2 separate regions of the Homo sapiens genome follow, and region 1 is linked to region 2. A link is an interaction called in ENCODE POLR2A ChIA-PET data of the cell type or tissue named here. Cell type or tissue: GM12878. All regions are shown on one strand. Links, peaks and the distances in the headings refer to the core of each region. The heading gives the core; the rest is flanking DNA. Region 1 overlaps ARRDC3 (arrestin domain containing 3). Region 2 has its middle 45 kb from the start of LUCAT1.

Region 1 (5,367 bases), core at 368-5,367, 100 kb after region 2:
CTCTTAAAAAAAAAAAAAACTATGTTATGTTTATGTACTCTTGAAATACTGGTAATTTGAACACAACACAGTGAGAAGGAATTGGTGCCTGAAAGTGAATTATTTTACCTGGTTAAGTTTGCTTCATATTTAAGATTGAAATTTAGAGTCTGGACATGGTGTCTCACGCCTGTAATCCCAGTGCTTTGTGAAGCCAAGTTGGGAGGATCGCTTGAGGCCCGAGTTTGAGATCAGCTTGGGTAACATAGTGAGACCACGACTACAAAAAAATTAGAAAATTAGGTGGGTGTGGTGGTGTGCACCTGTAGTCCTAGCTACTTCGGAGGTTGAGACAGGAGGACTACTTTAGCCTAGGAGTTGGTCAGTAATTTTCTTTAGTACAGACCTAGATACAATTCTTACCCAGAATGGCTTAAAATAGAGTTTAATAGTTTAATTTAATGTGTTTGCATGTATGGTGAGTTACTAATATGATCAAGATTCAAATAAATCTCCAAACAATTATACAAAACAGAAAAAAACAAAACACTTTATTTTCCACAAGGAAGAGCAATAGGAAAAATTAAATCATTTCCCACATATTGTTTTCTTAAAACAGAGCCTACAAGGACATATTCAGCACCAAATAAAAAAGGAAAAAAAGAGAAATTACAAACAGCCATAGAATATAATCTATAAAGCAAACATTTAATATTGCACTTTGTTTTGCTAACATTTTGGATTTTACTTTTCCTAATTGAAAAATCAGGAATCTATCTTGAATACTGGAATACAACTGTGAACCTCACATCTTATGTCAGGAATTGACCAATATTTTTAAAAAAGTAATGCCTCTAAAGAAATACATTTTAAAGGGGAAAATAAAACTTTATTTGATAAAGTTTTATACATTTAAAGTTTTATCACATTTTGTGATCCAGTGCCAATTATCAGAATATTGGTCATTCTTGCTTCATGTGTTATTTGTAAGAGTATATAATGACAAGTATTCCAATGCTATGCATATCAACAATTGTTCCCTAGTCAGTTAGACGTAAGAGAGAAAAGGGATTTTCTGACAATCCCCCTCAAACAAAAATAAAACCACCAAATGCCCTTTATGCCAAATATTCCATTAGCTTTTTTTGAGGGGGACATTCACAAAATGATTCAACAATAAAAAAATATTTCACCCCCATTTCCTTATTATCTAGTATTAGTTTGCTACGGGAGCCCAAACTCTTTAACCGAATCACTTAAAACGCGATTCATTTTTACACTGGGCTTTCTTCACCCTGTCAGCATTTGTCAAACATGAATTGTCTTCCATGTTTTCTTAAAGGCCACTTATGGAAAAGCCTATTTGTTTTGTATGAGCTTTAAGACAGTATTTAACCAGGTCAAGCACCAAGCCAGAGCTACTATTATTTTCAGCCACTTTATTAACTGTGGGGTTAAATGGCAGGATAGATGTAACACCCATTTTACACGTATGTTGCAACATCAGAGATGCTGGTTTTCTTTAAAAACATCAGAGCTGAATTCCTTCTAAAATACAACAACAACAACAACAACAAAATAAGTACACTTGGTACCTTGGAAAATGCTGAAATGCTATCATGAATGCTGGTATATTTGTTATGAGCCAACAGAAAATTACCTTTAATATAAACTATAACTTACTGATGTGATTGTTCTTCCTATGTAATCTATACATAATCAAAGTGAGTGATTTCTCATGTTTAGCAAATTGTTCTTTAGGTAATGAAAAACAGTATTCTCATTAGAAAAACACAAAAATCCAAAAGATTTATCGCAGCAAACGTTCTAGTATTTTAAATTTTGAAGTTACTTTTGGAATAAAGTCGAGTTTTCATGCCATACCAAGCTTGAGCAAGACAGCAAAGGTACAAATTGAGCTCTCTATTCATAACCTCAATGTATGTATTCCTGCTCATTAATATACTTTGCACCAGCAAAAGCGATTTCCAACATATGTGTTTTGGAGGTAATTAAGTAACTCTGTATAAAAATAAATGCACTTTTCCCTCCTTTCCCCAGTGAATGGAAAACTTCCATACTTTCAAAATAATAATAAAAAAAATAATTTTTAAGAGCAACAGCCCTCAACTCTTTGCTGGTGCCTGCCATACTGCCTTTCTTCACTCCATTCTTAGCTCTGCTAGTTTCTTCTTGTATGTCATGATAAAAAGGGAATGTGGGTGTGTAACTTTTGTGTATGTCCCGTTTCCAAATTTCCCTCTCCAAAAAGCCAACCAAATAAACAAACAAACAAACGAAAAAAACAGTGCAACAAAACACAAATAGCATTCCAACAGTTTGGCAAGTGATGCGTTCACCTGAGATTAAGTGATTTTAGGCAGTCAGTAACAAAATGCTGCTTTGCTGTAATAGTAGAAAGGCAACAAATTCTTAAAAGAAACCAAGAAGGTATACAATCTTGACAGTCTCTTATTAGCTTCCTCCTCTTATCTCTTTTTTTCCCACATTATCTGTTGCGTATCTACTACAGTAGGCTGCAAAACATACAGCAAAAAGGATTGGCTTGAAGGCATTTGATGTTTGTAAATAAATCCACAATTGGATCCAAGCTGAAGAGGTGATACATAGTCAGCCTAGTAGACAATTCTGAGCATGTGCATACGCAGGTAAAGTCCAGGCTATATTAAATAAAAAAAAATGTCAGTGCGTTTTTTCATGTTAAAGTTTTTTCAAAGCTTTGTTTTGTTCCTTGTTGTGCTGACCACAAACAAGTTTTAAGAGTATCAAGAGTCTGGCAAAAATAGAAAAAAAAAAAAAAAAAAAAAGAAGCTGTAGTGACGTCGAACCGCACAATGTAAGCATTGAGCATGTGCAAATTTTCAAATCAAAAGAAGGAAATCATCCCTCTTTACAACGTGATGTCTTGACACGTACGACCATAGGCTAAGAAGACTGCTCTGAGTATGTGCCAGTTTTAAAAGAGAAAAGCTTAGATCTTCAAGCATGTTGGAGCAGTCTCAGAATGTTGCTGTAGGCTTCTAAAGCATGATCACTGGTTGTTTCATGTATTCGCCATTTTTCTGGGCAAAAGTAATTCCACTTCCTCTGAAACGTGTCTCCAAGATACTTCTCTGTCCTCAGCCGGAAGAGATACAGTTCGGAACCCACATCAACTTGATTCAACCAAGTGTTCCTTCAACGAGAGGGGCAGGATGGTCTATCATCTGCTGACTGATCAGGATTTGGATCAATCTAGAAAGAAATGAGAAAAAAAGTTTACAGAGTTATTTCATGAGGTCTAGGAAGAATGTAGCAAATGACTACAATTCTGAATACTAGTCAAGAAATGTAATCAGAGAGCAAACACAGCTTGTTAGCATATTATATCCAATTATTCTCTTTTCATACGTGAAATGCTATGTGGGGAGGAAAGGGTGTTGGTACCTACAGTACCTGATATTTAATTACTAGATTAACAAGCTTTATAAAGGCATGTCTGAATAGTCCCCTATTTCACAAAAATTAACAGTAAAATTTTATCAGTGAATGAAGACTTTTACTCAGTACTTTAGTAGTACTTAATTAAGACCTAAATACACAACGTAGAATATCTTCATAGCAATCATCTTCTTTTGTAAAGCACCCCTTTCATCCTTCTACAAAAAAGTTAACTCATCGCTTCCTCTGACTTTGGAAAAATGAAATCGTATAAACAATGCTCTTTGTTTATACAATGTGCAAACAATTTGTTTACTCACATGAACAATGTGCTTATGTGAGGTAATAACTCATGGGTGTAAAATCCCACAGAGGGCCAAAAACGCAGTGTATCAGGAAATAAAACTGCTGAACCCAAAACACTCAAGAGGTTTCCTCCCACCTTCTTTATCTTCAGAGTGACTTTTATATGCACATATTTTTAATGAAAAGTTGCTTCTCAAGTACAAAGAGAATGGTCATAGAAAAGCAAATTGTTGGGTTTAATATATTTTTTACTGAAAGAGCTTTTGGACGAGACCCCATCCACTTGCATCTAAATGTGGAACAACCCAAATTGCCTCAGAAGCTTTAGGTAAAACACATTTTTGAAGGAAAAAAGCCAAATAACTTTTAGTTAAATCACACCCTGAACATATTTTAGGGTTTTAAAAGTTGTAAATTATCTTTAGTGCTTTTTAAAAGGAGGCAGAATTTTCCCACAAATTGCTTAAAAGTGAACTATACTTAGATTGTCATTCTTTTTAAAATGCCTCCTTGGACAGCCAGGAAGCCTCAAATCAAGCCAGAAATGACTGACTTAATAAGCAAGACAGAAATGTCCAAGTAAAAATGTAATGACAAAATCTGTAACAAGTGGCAGAACACTTTTAGCATCTAATAGAAATTGTATGTATTAGAAAATAAATAGAAAAAATTATGTCTCATCAATAATTCTGAATATTCTATAATCAATGAATGAAGAAGATCTCATATCATCACAACCAAAGGAAAACTGACCCTTCCAGTTATGGTGTTAATAAAAAAAAAGAGAAATATGATGAACAATCCCCTAATGTTTAATTTGGGAGTAATATTTCAGAGTAAAACAGCTATGTAAATTACAGTAACCAAAAGAAAAAGCTGATTCTAGTAATTTACAGAATTATTTTGGTATCAAAACCAACTCCAAAACCCCTTAAAAATGTGTACTAGTGGCTAAAGTCACTCTGAAATATCCTGAAATTACTGGACACCCCACCTACTCACTCCTTGTCTTTACATACACTGTTCTTCCTGCCTTTTGAGGACTACTCATTCTTCAAAATTCAGCTTAATAGTCACCTTTTCAAGAAGCCCCACCTGATGCCCAAGACCTAATAAGCTGCTTCTCAAATGAGCTGTGCATTTTATCACATTATTACATAATATTTTGCTTCTTAGCTTGTTTTCCTCAGTAATCTGTGGGTTTCTCCTAAGGGCCATGTTTTATTTACATTTAAGTGCTTAGCTGCCATCAATATGAGATGAACGAAAATAGTCTAACCATGTGGGAATGTTGTTTTAAGATGTTATCACAAATACATTATTTCTTATGACTGAGAATGTCAAAATATGCAATTGGAAAAGCATCATGAATAAGATAAATTCTACTATTTAATCAGTGTTTGCAAAATGCTAGTTCTTCCTATTGATGCTTGGATATACAAAATTCTTCCTTCAAAAAATGTGTCTCAAGATAAAAGTTTAAGAGAAAAAAAAATTAGTAATTCAACATGAGGTTAGATCATTATCTTAATTCCCTAATAAGTGAACAGTCCTACCTCTGCATCAAACTTAGTAAATATTGATGAACCTAATATTAACTTTTAATCTGTTGTTTTAAATTATTTGTTCTGTTAACATGAT
Region 2 (5,386 bases), core at 215-5,214:
CGGGGAGTTTGCTTTGTTTTGTTTTGTTTTGTTTTGTTTTCACCTGTGTTTAGATGTAGTGAGTAAGAATGAGATGTATTGTATATTTGAAATTTGCTCTTTTACATTTAAGGAATTAGGACATTGGATTGAAAGAAAACTAGGAATTTTTCACCAGTAGATTGCTACATTTAGTTTTGGAATGCTCTATATGTGTCTTTTAATTATCTTCATAAATTGTTAAAAGTGGATAGATTGTTTAGCTTGTGCCTATAAATCCTAGCTTTACAACCTGAAAATGTATTTACACACCTATTTCTTCATCTTTTTCTCTGATAAAGCTCTAATAAGTTTATCAGAGAAATTCTATTGAAGAGCCATGAATTTTCCAACTGAAAGTTTCTGCTAAATGATGAGCAGAATAAATGGAATACCCATAAGTAAAAACAATACCCTAAAATTACAGAAAGCTAGGAATAGCTAAACTAAAAATAAAGAATAGGCTGCTCTGCCTGTAGAGTAGCCATTCTTTTATTCCTTTACTTTCCTAATAAACTTGCTTTCACTTAAAACAAAAATAGAATAAAGAAGTATGGGTGCAGTGGCTCATGCCTGTAATCTCAACATTTTGGGAGGCCAGGATAGGAGGATCATTTGAGCCCAGGAGTTCAAGACCAGATTAGGCAGCACAGCAAGACCCCCTCTTTGAAAAAAAAAAAAAAGAAGAAGAATAAAGAGAAGAAATTCAAAGGTTAGAGTGGAAAAAATAATAAAAATTCAGGCTTTCACCTGACTTCTCATCTGCAATACTGTTAAGACAATGAAGCAATGCTGTTGGTTTTTGAAGGAAAATGATTTCAATCAAGAGTTCTAGACAGCTTAAATATCAATGAAATGGGCCAGGTGTGGTGGATCATGCCTGTTAATCCCAGCACTTTGGGAGGCTGAGGCTGGTGGATTACCTAAGGTCAGGAGTTCGAGACCAGCCTGACAGACATGGAGAAACTCCGTCTCTACTAAAAATACAAAATTAACCAGGCGTGGTGGCACATGCCTGTAATCCCAGCTACTCGGGAGGCAGAGGCAGGAGAATCGCTTGAACCCAGGAGGCGGAGGTTGTGGTGAGCCAACATTGCGCCATTGCACTCCAGTCTGGGCAACAAGAGCAAAACTCTGTCTCAAAATAAATAAATAATAAATAAATATAAAGAAATAAATAAAGTCAATTAAATGTAAAAACAAAAAAAATTTAGATACGCAAGAATTAGTAAGTTTATCTTTCAGGCATTTTCTCTTTAAAGATACTTGAGAGTAGAGGGAATAAGTCAAGGAATGAAGATATGGGATCTACAAGACAGTGGCTCCAACCTAATATTGCAATGTACAGAAGTCTCAAAGTAATAGCTGTTCAACAGGGCTAGAAAGCAATCAGTTCAAAGAGGCCAGAGGTACACCAGAGGCTGGAGGTCTCCTAGAAAGAAAAGTTTCCATAGACCAAGTAGTACGTTTGAGAATTTTGGAAGAAATTATGGGCAATAATAAAAAATTTTTTTAATTAGAAACTCTAGGAAAAATAATAGATTTCAGAAAAGGACATGCAATTATACTTGTGATATAATATATACATATATTGATTTTAATCCACAGTTCCTGGCTCATAATTCCCATAGCTTTTGTTTTAATATTTTGTTATAATGTTGGGGCACTTAAGGCCTCAGAAGCAAGCCTCAGAAAACAGAACCTTTTTCTTTCATCTTCTCCTGCCCTTCTTTTTTTTTTTTTTTTTTTTTTTTGAGAAAGAGTCTCGCTGTATCATCCAGGCTGGAGTGCAGTGGCGCGATCTCTGCTCACCGCAACCTCTGCCTCCCAGGTTCAAGCGATTCTCCTGCCTCAGCCTCCCGAGTAGATGGGACTACAGGCATGCACCACCATGTCTGGCTAATTGTTTTGTATTTTTAATAGAGACAGGGTTTCACCATGTTGGCCAGGCTGGTCTCAAACTCCTGGGCTAAACTCCACTCGCTTGGCCTCCCAAAGTGCTGGGATTCCAGGCGTGAGCTACTGCTCCTGGCCTTCTCCTGCCCTTCTTTCACCTGTTCCTTTTTGTCACCAAGGAAGGACCCTAATCTTCCCCTGCTTTTCAGAAGAAGTCATGCCCCATATACCCTGGAGGAAAAAATGCTGCACAGAAAGGCCAAGAAAAATCTAAACAGACAGGCCTCGCTGAGTTTTCCCACTCAGCTCATTACCATGAGATCATGCTTTTGTGTCCAATCACATTTCTACATAGCTAGCAATCATGCCAGTCCAATGTAGTCTCCACCAAAGACCCAAGAGAGCAGGATTCACAGAGCTTCTGGATAGCTGAACACGTGGATGTTCTACAGGGTGGTGACCTCAGGGTGGGCATGGAAGCTCTGCTCCCATTCCCCCAGGCCTTACCCTATGCATCTCTTCATCTGTATCCTTTGTAATATCCCTCATAATAAACCAGTAAACAACATAAATGTTTCCCCAAGTTCTCTAAGCTGCTCTAGCAAGTAGCTAAACCCAGGAGGAGGTTGTGGGATCCCCAGTTTATAGCTGGCTGATCAGAAACACAGGTAGAACAAGCTGGGGCTTGTGACTGGCATCGGAAGTGGGGAAGAGGGGCAGTTTTGGGGACGTAGGCCTCAGCCTATGGGATCTGACACTATCTCCAGGTAGATAGTGTCAGAATTGAATTAGAGGACATGCAGCTGGTATCCACTGCAGAAATGATTGCTTGCTTGTTGTGTGGGGAAACCCCTCCCCCACACTCAGTCAGAAGTGTTGATTGTTGTGGCAGAGGAGAAACAGTTTGTGGTTTCTCCACACAATACTACATTATTTTCTCTGCCATGAAGAGTATTCATACAGTCTTTTTCTTTTCTTTCTTTCTTTTTTTTTTTTGAGACAGGATCCACTTTGTCTCCCACGCTGGAGTGCACTGGTGTGATCTCAGCTCACTGCAGCATCCACCTCCTGGGCTCAAACAATCCTCCCACCTCAGTCCCTAAAGTAGCCAGTTCTACAGGTGTGCTAATTTTTTGTAGAGCTGGGGTTTTGCCAGGTTGCCCGGGCTGGTCTCGAACTCCTGAGCTCAAGCAGTCCACCCATCTCGGCCTCCCAAAGTGCTAGGATTATAGGCGTGAGCCACCAAGCCCAGCCCATACAGTCTTTTTTTTTTTTTTTTTTTTTTTTTTTCCCTTTTTAGACAGAGTCTTGCTCTGTCACCCAGGCTGGAGTGCAGTAGCGCAATCTGGGCTCACTGCAACCTCTGCCTCCCAGGTTCAAACAATCCTCCCACCTCAGTTTCTCAAGTAGCTGGGATTACAAGTGTGCGTCACCATGCCCAGCTAATTTTTGCATTTTTTAGCAGAGATGGGATTTCATCATGTTGGCCAGGCTGGTCTTGAACCCCCGGCCTCAAGTGATCCGCCCACCTCGGCCTCCCAAAATGCTGGGATTACAGGCATAAGCCACTGCTCTCAGCCCAGTCTTAATAATGCAAATGGTAAGACTTTTTTTACTTTCATTGTCAACCTATAGACAAATCTCAAAACAGTTAATTATATAAATGTCATCAACCTCAATAAGGTCAAGGGACACACAGATGACAGAATTTAACAGGTACAAAGAGAAAAGACAGGTAAAGAGAAAGACAGGTGTGCATACCCTCTTCCAACGAAGTAGGTATTCACATTGTCATTGATTTTTTTTTTAATTGGTTGAGTCTTAAGTATTTTACTTAAAGTCATAGGTGGTATAAGAGAGCTCAATCCTCACCTATCGTATGCAGGAAACCAATGAATTTGGTTGAATGTAGTTGCAGGCACATAATATGCACTAAAAAATGTCATTTCCCTTACTTTGGTCAAAATCCATTAACGCATTCTGTGTAAGTGTGGAGTCCTTATCATGGCATTCATGATTCACTGTAATCTCAAAATCAGTTACCATTTTGGATTTACTTTCCTTATATGCCCCCTACACTCCAGTGAAATGAAACCGTATCCACCATGCAGCCATTGATGCAAGCATGTCAAGAGAGGGAGACTTACAAGAGTAAGCAGTAAGGATTCTGAGAAGCTGATATACCTTGGTCAAATTAAATTTTATCAGGAAGCTTTGAGCAGTGGCAGTATGGTAGCCAATGCAGTTTATCCAATGTGCAATTATTATTAATTGAAAACTGTTCCCAATACTTCACTGTAATGACTTGCGATATAGTCAGTATTGGCAATTTTTTGTTTGTTTGTTTAAGAAATGGTCTGACTCTGTCACCCAGGCTGGAGTGCAGTGGTATAGTCACAGCTCACCACAACCTCAACCTCCCAGGCTCAGGTGATCCTCCCACTTTAGCCTCCCAAGTAGCTGGGACTACAAACACCTAACACCATGCCCGAATAATTTTCATATTTTTTGTAGAGATAGGGTTTACCATGCGGCCCAAGCTGGTCTCGAAATCCTGGGCTCAAGCGATCCTCCCACTTTGGCCTCCCGAAGTGCTAGGATTACAGGTGTGAGCCACTGAGCCCAGACTCCAGCATTAGCAAATTTTGACCATCTCTACAGAGACTGAATAATAAATAAATAAATGCTAAATTTTATCAGGAGAACTCAAAGCACACACAATTAGTGTTAGTCAATATGAAAGCTTTAGGCTAATATTATTTCTTTGCTTGCAGAAAAAAGATCACATTTAGCCTGGCATAACAATGACTCTGTTTCTATTATGCCAATTAGACCCTTGGTAAACTCGCTCTAATGAGGAACCTTGGAGCACTTGTTATTAATCTTAATATCACAATTATCATGAAAACCATTTGGAGACAACATAAAGATTATTGGGGCCAGGTGCAGTAGCTCATGCCTGTAATCCCAGCATTTGAGGAGGCCTAGATGAGGGGATCGCTTGAGCCCAGGAGTTCAAGACCAGCCTGGGCAACATGGTAAGACCCCATCTCTACAAAAGAATAAGTAAATAGGCCAGGTGAAGTGGCTCACACCTGTAATTCCAGCACTTTGGGTAAGGCCAAGGCGGGTGGATCACCTGTGGTCAGGAGTTCGAGACCAGCCCAGCCAACATGGCAAAACCCTGTCTCTACTAAAAATACAAAAATTACCTGGGTGTGGTGGCACGCACCTGAAATCCCAGCTACTCAGGAGGCTGAGGTGGGAGAATCACTTGAACCCAGGAGGCGGAGGTTGCATTGAGCCAAGACTGAGCCACTGCACTCTAGCCTGGGAGACAGAACGAGACTCCATCTTAAATAAATAAATAAATAAATAAATAAATAAATAAATAAATAAAATTAGCTGGGCATGGTGGTGTGTGCCTGTGCTTCCAGCTATTTGGGAGGCTAAGGCAGGAGGATTGCTTGAG

The links. Peaks named below come from ENCODE experiments on the same cell type or tissue, not always from the same donor. Only the 100,000 strongest peaks of a DNase experiment are listed, where the experiment ranks them.
Region 1: POLR2A ChIA-PET joins it to region 2 with 6 read pairs; 27 of 35 experiments call an interaction of 5 or more read pairs at or near these places.

The regions. Positions count from the first base shown.
Region 1 is chr5:91,368,223-91,373,589 of GRCh38, forward strand. ARRDC3 (arrestin domain containing 3) reads right to left here. Exons shown (of 8, transcript NM_020801.4): 8 at 409-3,234. The coding sequence ends at 3,178. Among named protein-coding and RNA genes, the nearest start is that of ARRDC3-AS1, 9.4 kb to the right of the region's middle. In GM12878, for the core only: no CTCF peak of the experiment used is centred there; no DNase peak of the experiment used is centred there.
Region 2 is chr5:91,266,603-91,271,988 of GRCh38, forward strand. It overlaps the pseudogene RNU4-90P. Among named protein-coding and RNA genes, the nearest start is that of LUCAT1, 45 kb to the right of the region's middle. In GM12878, for the core only: no CTCF peak of the experiment used is centred there; a DNase peak (open chromatin) is centred at 2,807; H3K27me3 peaks cover 184 bases.